2 separate regions of the Homo sapiens genome follow, and region 1 is linked to region 2. Evidence: chromatin loops called from intact Hi-C (ENCODE). Cell type or tissue: GM12878. All regions are shown on one strand. Links, peaks and the distances in the headings refer to the core of each region. The heading gives the core; the rest is flanking DNA. Region 1 overlaps AGA-DT (AGA divergent transcript). Region 2 has its middle 490 kb from the start of LINC01099.

What was found. A loop is a pair of places that touch in the nucleus more often than their neighbours do. Peaks named below come from ENCODE experiments on the same cell type or tissue, not always from the same donor. Only the 100,000 strongest peaks of a DNase experiment are listed, where the experiment ranks them.
Region 1: a loop joins it to region 2, with 6 times the contacts of the local background. A loop is called at or near these places in 3 of 110 quality-filtered maps.

The regions. Positions count from the first base shown.
Region 1 is chr4:177,552,643-177,558,041 of GRCh38, reverse strand. All of the region lies in intron 1 of AGA-DT (AGA divergent transcript), which reads right to left. Among named protein-coding and RNA genes, the nearest start is that of AGA-DT, 110 kb to the right of the region's middle. In GM12878, for the core only: a CTCF peak has its summit at 2,879 (motif pointing left); a DNase peak (open chromatin) is centred at 2,864.
Region 2 is chr4:178,392,923-178,398,321 of GRCh38, reverse strand. No RefSeq gene overlaps it. Among named protein-coding and RNA genes, the nearest start is that of LINC01099, 490 kb to the right of the region's middle. In GM12878, for the core only: a CTCF peak has its summit at 2,327; no DNase peak of the experiment used is centred there.

The sequences.
Region 1 (5,399 bases), core at 165-5,164, 840 kb after region 2:
CAGGCTGGAGTGCAATGGTGCGATCTCGGCTCACCACAACCTCCGCCTCCTGGGTTCAAGAGATTCTCCTGCCTTAGCCTCCCGAGTAGCTGTAGCTGGGTTTACAGGCATATGCCACCTGCCTGGCTAATTTTTGTATTTTTAGTAGAGACGGGGTTTCGCCATGTTGGCCAGGCTGGTCTCAAACTCCTGACCTCAAGTGATCCGCCCGCCACGGCCTCCCAAAGTGCTGGGATTACAGGCGTGAGCCACCGTGCCCGGCCGAATACAAAGTTTTATCAAGTGGAAGTAGCTCTCTGCAGATGGGGGAGCCAGAAGGGAGATGGTTTTCCCCCGGAGTTGGGCCGCTCCGTGGTCCAGGACTCTCCTCCAACTGCCCCGGCCAAACTCCGCCTTGTCTCGCGGGTCAATGGCCTCCTGGCCTGCCGGTGCCTGTCGCGTGCTCTTCCGCTGGCGTGCTCTCAACAACCAGCCACTTGTGTCTTCCTCCACAGATGTGTTCCTCACGACCTCCAGCCGCTTGTGTGTCTGCCCGCTAGGGTCTCGAGTTTTTATAGGTGCAGGATGGAGGCGTGGTGGGCCAGGGTGGTCTTGGCAAATGCAACATTTGGGCAGGAAGGCAGGAGTGCCCGTCCTCACCTAGGTCCCTGGGGGTGGAGCCCTAACCAGGGACCATGCCCTCCTCTACCCAGCACTTCCCTGCTCTCCTTCCGTATCAATAGCAGCGTTACAATATGCTTCTCTGCTGGCACTGATCTGGTTCACTGGCCAGCCTGCGGAAAACTAAAGTAATTGTGTCCATGGAGATCTTATTGTAAATTCGACAGTGTTTTAGAGTATAATCATGAAGAAAAAAATGTTTACACTTTAGAAAATGGATGTGAAGGTCGGGTGCAGTGGCTCACGCCTGTAATCCCAGCACTTTGGGAGGCAGAGGCAGGCGGATCATGAGGTCAGGAGATAGAGACCACCCTGGATAACACAGTGAAACCCCGTCTCTACTAAAATATAAAAAAAAAAATTAAAAAAAAATTAGCTGGGCGTGGTGGCGGGCGCCTGTAGTTCCAGCAACTCGGGAGGCTGAGGTGGGAGAATGGTGTGAACCCGGGGGGCGGAGCTTGGAGTGAGCCGAGATCATGCCACTGCAGTCCAGCATGGGCGACAGAGTAAGACGCCGTCTCAAAAAAAAAAAAAAGAAAAAAGAAAAAGAAAAAAGAAACTGGATGTGAAAAAGTTAAGAATTATATTTTTGCAAATGATACGGGCTTCCAAGAAGATCAATAACAAGAAAAGAAATAGAAGTTTTTGCCTTTTGGCTGACAGTTGAATATACTGCTTTACTTCATCAAAAAATGTCTTACCGTAATGGAATCCAGCATTCCCTAATGGAAAGAGAAAACTTTTTGCTGTTTGGTCCTCTAACTTTGTATATATTCTTTATTTTGAAAATAATCCTTTAAAATGTTACAAAATGTGAGTTAAGCTAGAAAGATAGAATATCAACTTGAGTAAAGTCAGTAAATATCAGGTCTTTAAATTTTTTGTCCAAATCCTAAATATTCCTGCACCCCAATTATCCTTGAAGAAAATAATAATAATAATAGTGTGAATAAAGCTCCATGCAAATAAATAATAAATAGAGGATTGGTTTGAAGCATACATGACTTCATTTTATGTAAGTACAAAGAAGCCATCTGATGGCTTGAATAAATTGGTCTTAAAACACTGACAATAAAGAAAAAACACAATAGCAGTTTGCTTACTCCAAAACTAGTGCACATTCAAAGGTCTTTAGCACACCAAAGACCTTTGGTTTAATTCTCATGTCTTTTTTATATATAAAAAAAGAAAATTCCCTTAGGTTGCTATAAATGATATTTAGCCAATTTGCTTTACAAATGATTCCTTTAAGATCTTTAGAGATCACACAAGTAGAAGAAACTCACTTTTCTTTTATTTCATACACTCAGCAATTCATTTTGATATATACTCACACCTAACCAAAGCAATGAAAATATATATCTGAAACCAGTTGTCAATCACAGCAACTACAAATCTCCAAAAGGCAGCCTGACAGTTTCCTAAATATCAGAAATAATCTTCCATCAAAGTGCCTCAGAGTCTACACATATGAAGTGCATTCTAGAGATGTTAAAACCCACTGTGAGGTACAAACACCGAGTTTGTATTCTGGTTGGATCATTCCAGGCTTAAGAAACAGTGCCATATTTTTGAACTGATGTATTTTGACTCAGCCATTACTCTTCTGATACGAGTTAGACTACAGGGAAACCTGGAGATTTCCTGTCAGTCTTGCGGCTGAAGGAATTCTCACATTTTTTTCTTGCCAATTCTTTTTTAGAAGCATAGTATATTACCTCATAAAGATATCATAAAAGGAAAAGTTACCTTCACACATCTCTCCCATTTTGCATATTAGAATGTTGAGGCCAAGAGGGTTAGATTGAGGCCAAGATCCCAAGATCTCACAGTTCATGGAGAAGCCAGGACTTCTCATGCCTAATTCATATGTCCTCTAAACCATAATGCCACCTGAAAGGAGATTCTCCCCTACCCCCAGGAATTAGTTGAATGACCTAGATAAATGGAGATACATAGAAACAGAACATATGCTTTTTGGACCAGGAGATCATGGATGTGGTCATTGAGATTCCATCATTTGCTACTTGAAGATGTGGTCTCTTGCACCACTAAGTCATAGTTTAAACCTACATGGCAAAAGATAGTGAGATGATGTAATAAGAAGTTATATCGACCAATTCAATACTATACTTGCCTGTACACTATTCAGTTTTCCAGATTGAAAAAACAAATGATAATGAAAACAGATTGGATTGCTTGGTTGTGCTGCCTCCTGGTGGCAACATAAAATACCGATTTGTTAAATTTTGTCACATTGGGAGTGATTGTCAGCTAAATTGTGTTTTGGGTTTTTAATGTTGTTTCTTAATTTCATATTATTTTTCACTGACAAATCATAGTTGTATACATTTATGGAGTACAAGGTGATTTTTTGATAAAGGTATACAATGTGGAATGATTAAATCAAACTACTTAACATATTCATCACAAAAAGGAAACTCTTATACATTGCTAATGGGAATATAAATTAGTGCAGCCATTATGGAAAACGATATCGAGGTTCCTTGCAAAATAAAAATAGGACTACCATATTATCTGTCAGTTCCATTTCTGGGTATATATCCAAAGCAATTGAAATTAGTACGTAGAATAGACAGTTGCATTCTCGTGTTCATTGCGGCTTTATTCACAATAGTCAAGATATGGAATGACCTAAGTGTCCATTGATGGATGAATGGATAAAGATAGCATGGTACATATACACAATGGAGTACTATTCAGCCTCTAAAAAAGAAATAAATTCTGTCATTTGCAACAACACGGATGAACCTGTAGGACATTACGCTAAGTTGTATTTTGTCTTAAGCTCCATTTGGATTAAAGTTAGTGATCAACTATCTTGTGGAAGTCAATTCATGAAGAAGTACAAAAATAGTGAGTAGTGATTTGCATGCATAATGCTAACAAATATATGCAGCAACTAGAAAGGTCTTCTTATGGAATGAATACCAAAAATAACTAGTCACATTGTGTATTCTCCCTATTTTTCTCAAAAAAATATGTTTTCAATGTCAAAGGCAATTAAAATCTAACAATTATCCTGCTTCCTTCAAATCTTTATTACAGATGGTGTAGTATAAAATGTTCCAAAATTAGTTTGTGACCAGTCTGGCCAACATGGTGAAACCCCGTCTCTACTAAAAATACAAAAATTAGCTGGACATGGTGGTGTGTGCTTGTAATCCCAGCTCAGGAGGCTGAGGCACGAGAATTGCTTGAACTGGGAGGCAGAGATTGCAGTGAGGCGAGATTGGGCCATTGAACTCCAGCATGAGCAACAGGGCAAGACTCAGTCTCAAAAAAAAAAAATTAAAATTAAAAATAAAATAAAAAGCTCCAAAATTAAAATTGGATTTGGAATCAATGAATTGGGTTCTAGATCTGATTTGTCCATGATCCAAAGTCACTTAACCTCTATGACCTCCGTTTTCTTAACAGAAAAAGTAGTGGTGCTATGCTATTGAGCTCAAAGACTACTTTTGCGACTACATATAATTGTAACACAATGATGAATACATCTATTTATTTATTTGACAATCATGGGTAGAAAACCCTATCATGTCCTTGGTACTGTCATGGTGTATTAACAAATGAGGATTTTCAAGGGAACTTCTCCCTTGCTGTGAGGAGAGCAAATATCACATTCTGAAATTAAAATGCAGGCTATTTATTGTCTCTCTGGGTTTTGATCTCCAAATCAAATAGCAAAAAGATCCTTGTCCATTAAGAATTAACCACCTACAGTACTTGCTCCTATGGCCCTTATTAATGTATCACTACAGGGGATATATTAAGATCTGAATTATTTTGACATTTACAATAAGGTTTGTGCTTATAAACACAAGATCACACCATATTAAAACTTATTAGCATATTGTAACTGATTAGATGCTCACAATGTGCAAAAGCAGTCCGTTCTGCAACCCCCTTGGGAAACAAAATCTAAAGGCAGTAACAGAAGTAATCTCAAATCACAGAAACACCAGTGAAAGTGTGTCCTTGGTTTTATAGCACTAATTTAGAAGAAAAACATGATAATAAAAAGAAAAATATTCAATTGAAGTCACCTCTTAGACCATTCATCAACACTGAACTACATAGTCAATTTGCCTCATTAGTTCAACAGGATCAAGACCCAGTGACTGAGGTACCCAAACAAAGGAGGCCTGGGAGCCAGGGAAACTTGACAACAGAAATGTGTGTTTTTCCTGTGACGAGAGAGGTGCTAACAGATCACTTCTTCTTGGGTTAATAAAGATGAATATGTACATATGTCTGTACATGTACACACACAACAGAGAAATAAATAATTTAGCTCTTTGTTTTAAACCTGTTTAAGAATACAAGTGGTTACAGGAATATGTGTTAGAAGGAATGGGTCTCTCAATTTCAGTGCTAAACCATTTAATTAGGCTGTTAAGAATTCAATTCATCAAAAATAAATGACTTCATATAATAAAGGTAAAAATCTTTACATAATAGCTAGAATTTACTAATTACTATGTACTAAGAACTGTTCTAAGCACTAGTATGTTTAAACTAATTTGATTCTCACATCCTTATAAGAAATATGTGATTATGGGCCTCATTTCTCAGGTGAAGAAACCAAGGAAAAAAGAAATTTAAGGCAGGGCGTGGTGGCTCACACCTGTAATCCCAGCACTTTGGGAGGCAGAGGCAGGCAGATCATCTGAGGTCAGGAGTTCGAGACCAGCCTGGCCAACATGGCAAAACCC
Region 2 (5,399 bases), core at 160-5,159:
TGACTCGGCATTTTTATTATTTCATATTATATTATATAAGAAAAACCAAAGAGAGAAGGATGTACCTGTTTTCAGTCCCAAGAATGACTACTTCATTAACTCATGAATCTTTTGCTTTTTTCTCTCATTTATATTCCTTCTCTGCCACTTAATTTCATAGGAAATTTGGAAATATCAGCAATAGACTTTTTTAAAAAACGCAATTTTATTTAAACAAGATAAACATCTGATAACCATATTTATTTAACAAAAGATGATGAATATATGTAAATTACATGGGATGTATATACAATCATAGTTTTCATTAGTATTTCTTTCCCATTATTATTCTTTTGTAATAATTTTAGAGTTTATTCTTTACAGCTATGACCTCATAACTATATGGGTTTCAGTATCTCCTATCAACGTAGGACAAATTATTCATGTTTCAGTACTTCAATAATGAGATGTCAGCCCATAATCCTCCCGGTTGAAGGGATTGTTGGAAATGATTGAATCCCTAGTGATAATGACCTCAATGCCATTTAAAGCTTGCCCTCATAAGAAAGTACATGCTCTCTCAGAAACCCCTCATATTCCTCTTAGCATTTAACATTTTTTTGCATAATGCCATATATGTGCATCATATATATGCATAATCCAAACTGAAAACCAATTCAGCAATAATCATATGCACATAGAGTAGTAAGTACTACTTATTTTGAAAGCTTTTTATGGAAATATGTGGATATCATCTTAATTTATTTCTTCAGAAAATCCAGAATAAAATGTTGGGGCTGCTAATTTTCCATTGCTGTATGGTAGATGTGTTTGTCTGCTAGTATTTTTTGTTTGGTTGGTTTTTTAAACATCATGACTTTGATGATGTTTACAACATAAAAAGTTTTTACCTAATGATTTTATATCCATGAAAGTTTCCTCTGTGATTGCTATAAATTTGCAAAGAAAAGAGGTATGTATCAGAGTTCCACCAGAAAACTGAGTGATATATATGTATCAGTGATATATGTGTTATCAAAAGATTTATCATAAGGATGTGGCTTACAAAATTGTGAGGCACGGCTAAGCAAATCTGAAATTTATAGGGCAGGCCATCAGAAAGGGCAGCCTGGAACTCTTAGGCAAGAGCTGAAGCTGCAGTCCACAGGGAGAATTGCTTTTGCAGTTCTCCTCTTAATAAAGCTTTATAACTTAATCAGGCCACTCAGATCATTGAGGATAAGCTCCTTTACTAAAAGTCAACTAATTATGAACTTTAATCACATCTACAAAATACCTTCGCAGCTGTGCCTACCTTAGTGTTTGATTGAATAACAGGGGCACTATACCATAACAAGTTGACAAGTAAAAGTGACCTTTACAGGTTATTTCCTGTTTTTATAAAGTTAGCATTCCCTTAATACTTGAATGATGAAAATATAAATGCATAAATCAACTGTCAATGAACTCAACGCTGGGCGTACCATGAAATCAGTTTACTTTATATATTCATGGTTTCTATTATGACAGCCATATTTTAGTAGTACTTATAAGTTTTAAGATCTTGAGGCTGATAGATGCTTAAAAATTTAATCTGTCATATTTTGACCAAGATATAGACATTATTATATGATTGCACTTATGGCCATATAATAACAAAAAATTCAAATCCATTTATATCATGAATAATATTCCAAATTTAGCTCATTCTTTCTATATTAGGCATATATATAAAATAAAGATATAGATGGAAAATGACAAAGATGTGTTAGTGCTTATAAAAATAATTTAATAGCCTAAATAGATATGACACCAATATAAATATACAATATTAATCTTTGACTTAAAAACTTCGTAATACATGTAGTTAGTGGACAATGACTAAACATAGGACTTATGGCTTAGAAACAAAGCACAAATGGTAGAAAAATGAATACAGATACCTTATGCTTCAACTTTTTTCTGTTTTTTTTTTCTGGCATTTTTTTTTTGTTTTACCAGTCTCCCTAATATTTCTCTAAATCCCTATATTCCTTCTCTTTACATCCTGTATTAATTTTCTATTGCTATATAACAAATTAGTACAAATTAAAACAACATAGATTTATTATCTCAACAATTCTGTGGATCTGGAATCTGGGTACATGTTAACTGAGTCCCCTGCTCAGGTTCTCACTAGGCTGATATCAAGATGTCAGTGACAGCTGTCATCTCATCTGAGGTTCAGAGTCCTCTCCCAAACTCAATGGTTATCAGAATTCAGTTTTGCCCCTCTGTAGAAAAGAAGTAACATTTTCTTGCTGGGTGTGGGCCAGGGACTGCTCTCAGCACCTAGAGGGCGCCCTTAGCTTCTTGCCACATGGCCTCCTCCAGAGGCAGGTCACAACATACTTTTTGTTTGTTGGAGGGTAGGAGGAGTATCTCTTTTACTTGGAATTTGTCTCCTGACTTGAGTCCCTTTTAAAGACTCACCACTAGATTAGGTCAGTTCTTCTCAGGATAATCTCTCTTTTGATTAATAATACAAAGCCAACTGACTAGAGACCTCTATTAAATCTGTAAAATACCTTTTTCCATGTAATGTAATCCAATCATAGGACTGATATTCTATTATATTCACAGGTCCTGCTTACACTTGACAAAGGATTATGCAAGGGGATGAATCATCTTAGAAATCTATCTACCACATACTCTAAAATAAAATTTCCCAATAACATGTTAAAATAATAATACACTGACCTAGTAATATAGACAGATTTACTTTTCAACTAACTTGTTCTAGGTCTTTTTGTTTATGGCAGGATCAAATAGAAATCAGAAATGTCCAGCGTTTCAAAACTGTAAGTAATTGTTAAGAATCCTCTTTCACTCCCCATTTCTTCAACTCAGAGTTAATATACGGACTTCACAGAGCACTGAAAAAAAACATTCACTGGGCAAAGCCAGTTTCATTAGAGAAGTATTGGCTCTCTTCACTAAAAAAAAATCTCTTATATATATATATATATATATATATATATATATATTACATGCACATATGTATCGTGTTTGTGCATTTAAACACATAGATTTAATTAAGAAATAAAACATGCTATTACAAAGAGTAGTTTTCCAATGAAAATTGATTAGACAAGAGGATATGATTATCAAGTAGATTTTTAAATTTGAAAATCATCTGTCATTTTTGAATAATGTTTGTAGAAAATTATGGATAGTATAATTCACTACTTCACTAAAAATGTAAACTTTAAAAATAAACCTCTTCAAGAACTACAAACCACTGCTCAAGGAAATAAGACAAGACAAAAACAGATGGAAAATCATTTCATGCTCATGGATAGGAAGAATCAATATCGTGAAAATGGCCATACTGCCCTAAGTAATTTATAGATTCAGTGCTATCCACATCAAGCTACCATTGACTTTCTTCACAGAATTGGAAAAGAACTACTTTAAATTTCATATGGAACCAAAAAAAAAGCCTGAATAGCCAAGACAATCCTAAGCCAAAAGAACAAAGCTGGAGGCATCACACTACCTGACTTCAAACTATACTACAAGGCTACAGTAACCAAAACAGCATGGTACTGGTACCAAAACAGACATATACACCAACGGAACAGAACAGAGGCCTCAGAAATAATGCCAACATCTACAACCATCTGATCTTTGACAAACCTGACAGAAACAAGAAATGGGGAAAGTGTTCCCTATTTAATAAATGTTGTTGGAAAAACTGGCTAGCCATATGCAGAAAACTGAAACTGGACCCCTTCCTTACACCTTATACAAAAATTAACTCAAGATGGATTAAAGACTTAAATGTAAGACCTAAAACCATAAAAACCCTAGAAGAAAACCTAGGCAATACCATTCAAGACATACACATGGGCAAAGACTTCATGACTAAAACACCAAGAACAATGGCAACAAAAGCCAAGATTGACAAATGGGATCTAATTAAACTAAAGAGTTTAGGCACAGCAAAAGAAACTATCATCAGAGTGAACAGGCAACCTACGGAATGGGAGAAAATTTTTGCAATCTATCCATCTGACAAAGGGCTGATATCCAGAATCTACAAAGAACTTAAACAAATTTATGAGAAAAAAACAACCCCATCAAAAAGTGGGTGAAGGGTGTGAACAGACACTTCTCAAAAGCAGACATTTACTCAGCCAACACACATGAAAAAAAGCTCATCATCACTGGTCATTAGAGAAATGTAAATCAAAATCCAATGAGATACCATCTCATGCCAGTTAGAATGGTGATCATTAAAAAGTCAGGAAACAGATACTGGAGAGGATGTGGAGAGATAGGAACATTTTACACTGTTGGTGGAAGTGTAAATTAGTTCAACCATTGTGGGAGACAGTGTGGCGATTCCTCAAGGATCTAGAACTAGAAATACCATTTGACCCAGCCATCCCATTACTGGGTATATACCCAAAGGATTATAAATTATTCTACTATAAAGATACATGCACACGTATGTTTATTGCAGCACTAGCACTATTCACAATAGTAAACACCTGGAACCAACCCAAATGCCCATCAAAGATAGACTGGATAAAGGAAATATGGCACATATACAACATAGAATACTATGCAGCCCTAAAAAATGATGAGTTCGTGTCCTTTGCAGGGACATAGATGAAGCTGGAAACCATCATTCTCAGCAAACTAACACAGGAACAGAAAACAAATCACTGCATGTTCTCACTCCCAAGTGGGAGTTGAACAATGAGAACACATGGACACAGGGAGGGGAACATCACACACAGGGGCCTGCCAGGGGGTTGGGGGCTAGGGGAGGGATAGCATTAGGAGAAATACCTAATGTAGATGACGGGTTAGTGGGTGCAGCAAACCACCATTGCACGTGTATACCTATGTAACAAAATGGCACGTTCTGTACATGTACCCCAGAACTTAAAGTATAATGAAAAAAAATTACAAAAGAAATAGCTAAAAAAAGGAAAAATATTAAAAAATAAAATAAAATAAACCATAAGTACATCTTTATAGATTTAAAACCCTTTGAGGAGAAGTTATACCTCATTTATGAACTGTACTATTTTTTGTTGCCATTCAATAATTATGTTTCATTACAATTTTTAATGTACTTATGTTTTCCTTTATGATTCTTAGATGCAGAATGTTGCCATAGAGTAAATATATTTTAGTCTTGCGTTACTTTGAAAGGTAATGGATGAATCAAGTTGCACTTCATGTATATTCATTTCTTCTGGTTCGATCAATTGGTATAGCACATTGTGCACTATTAACTACTTATGTATTCAATATTGCACCTTGTCAAAAAAGCTATCTTCCAAAGCGTTTATACTAATGCAAAGTAGTAATCTGCCCTAGTAAAAACATGCAATATACATTATGAAATATTTTGAAAGGGAATT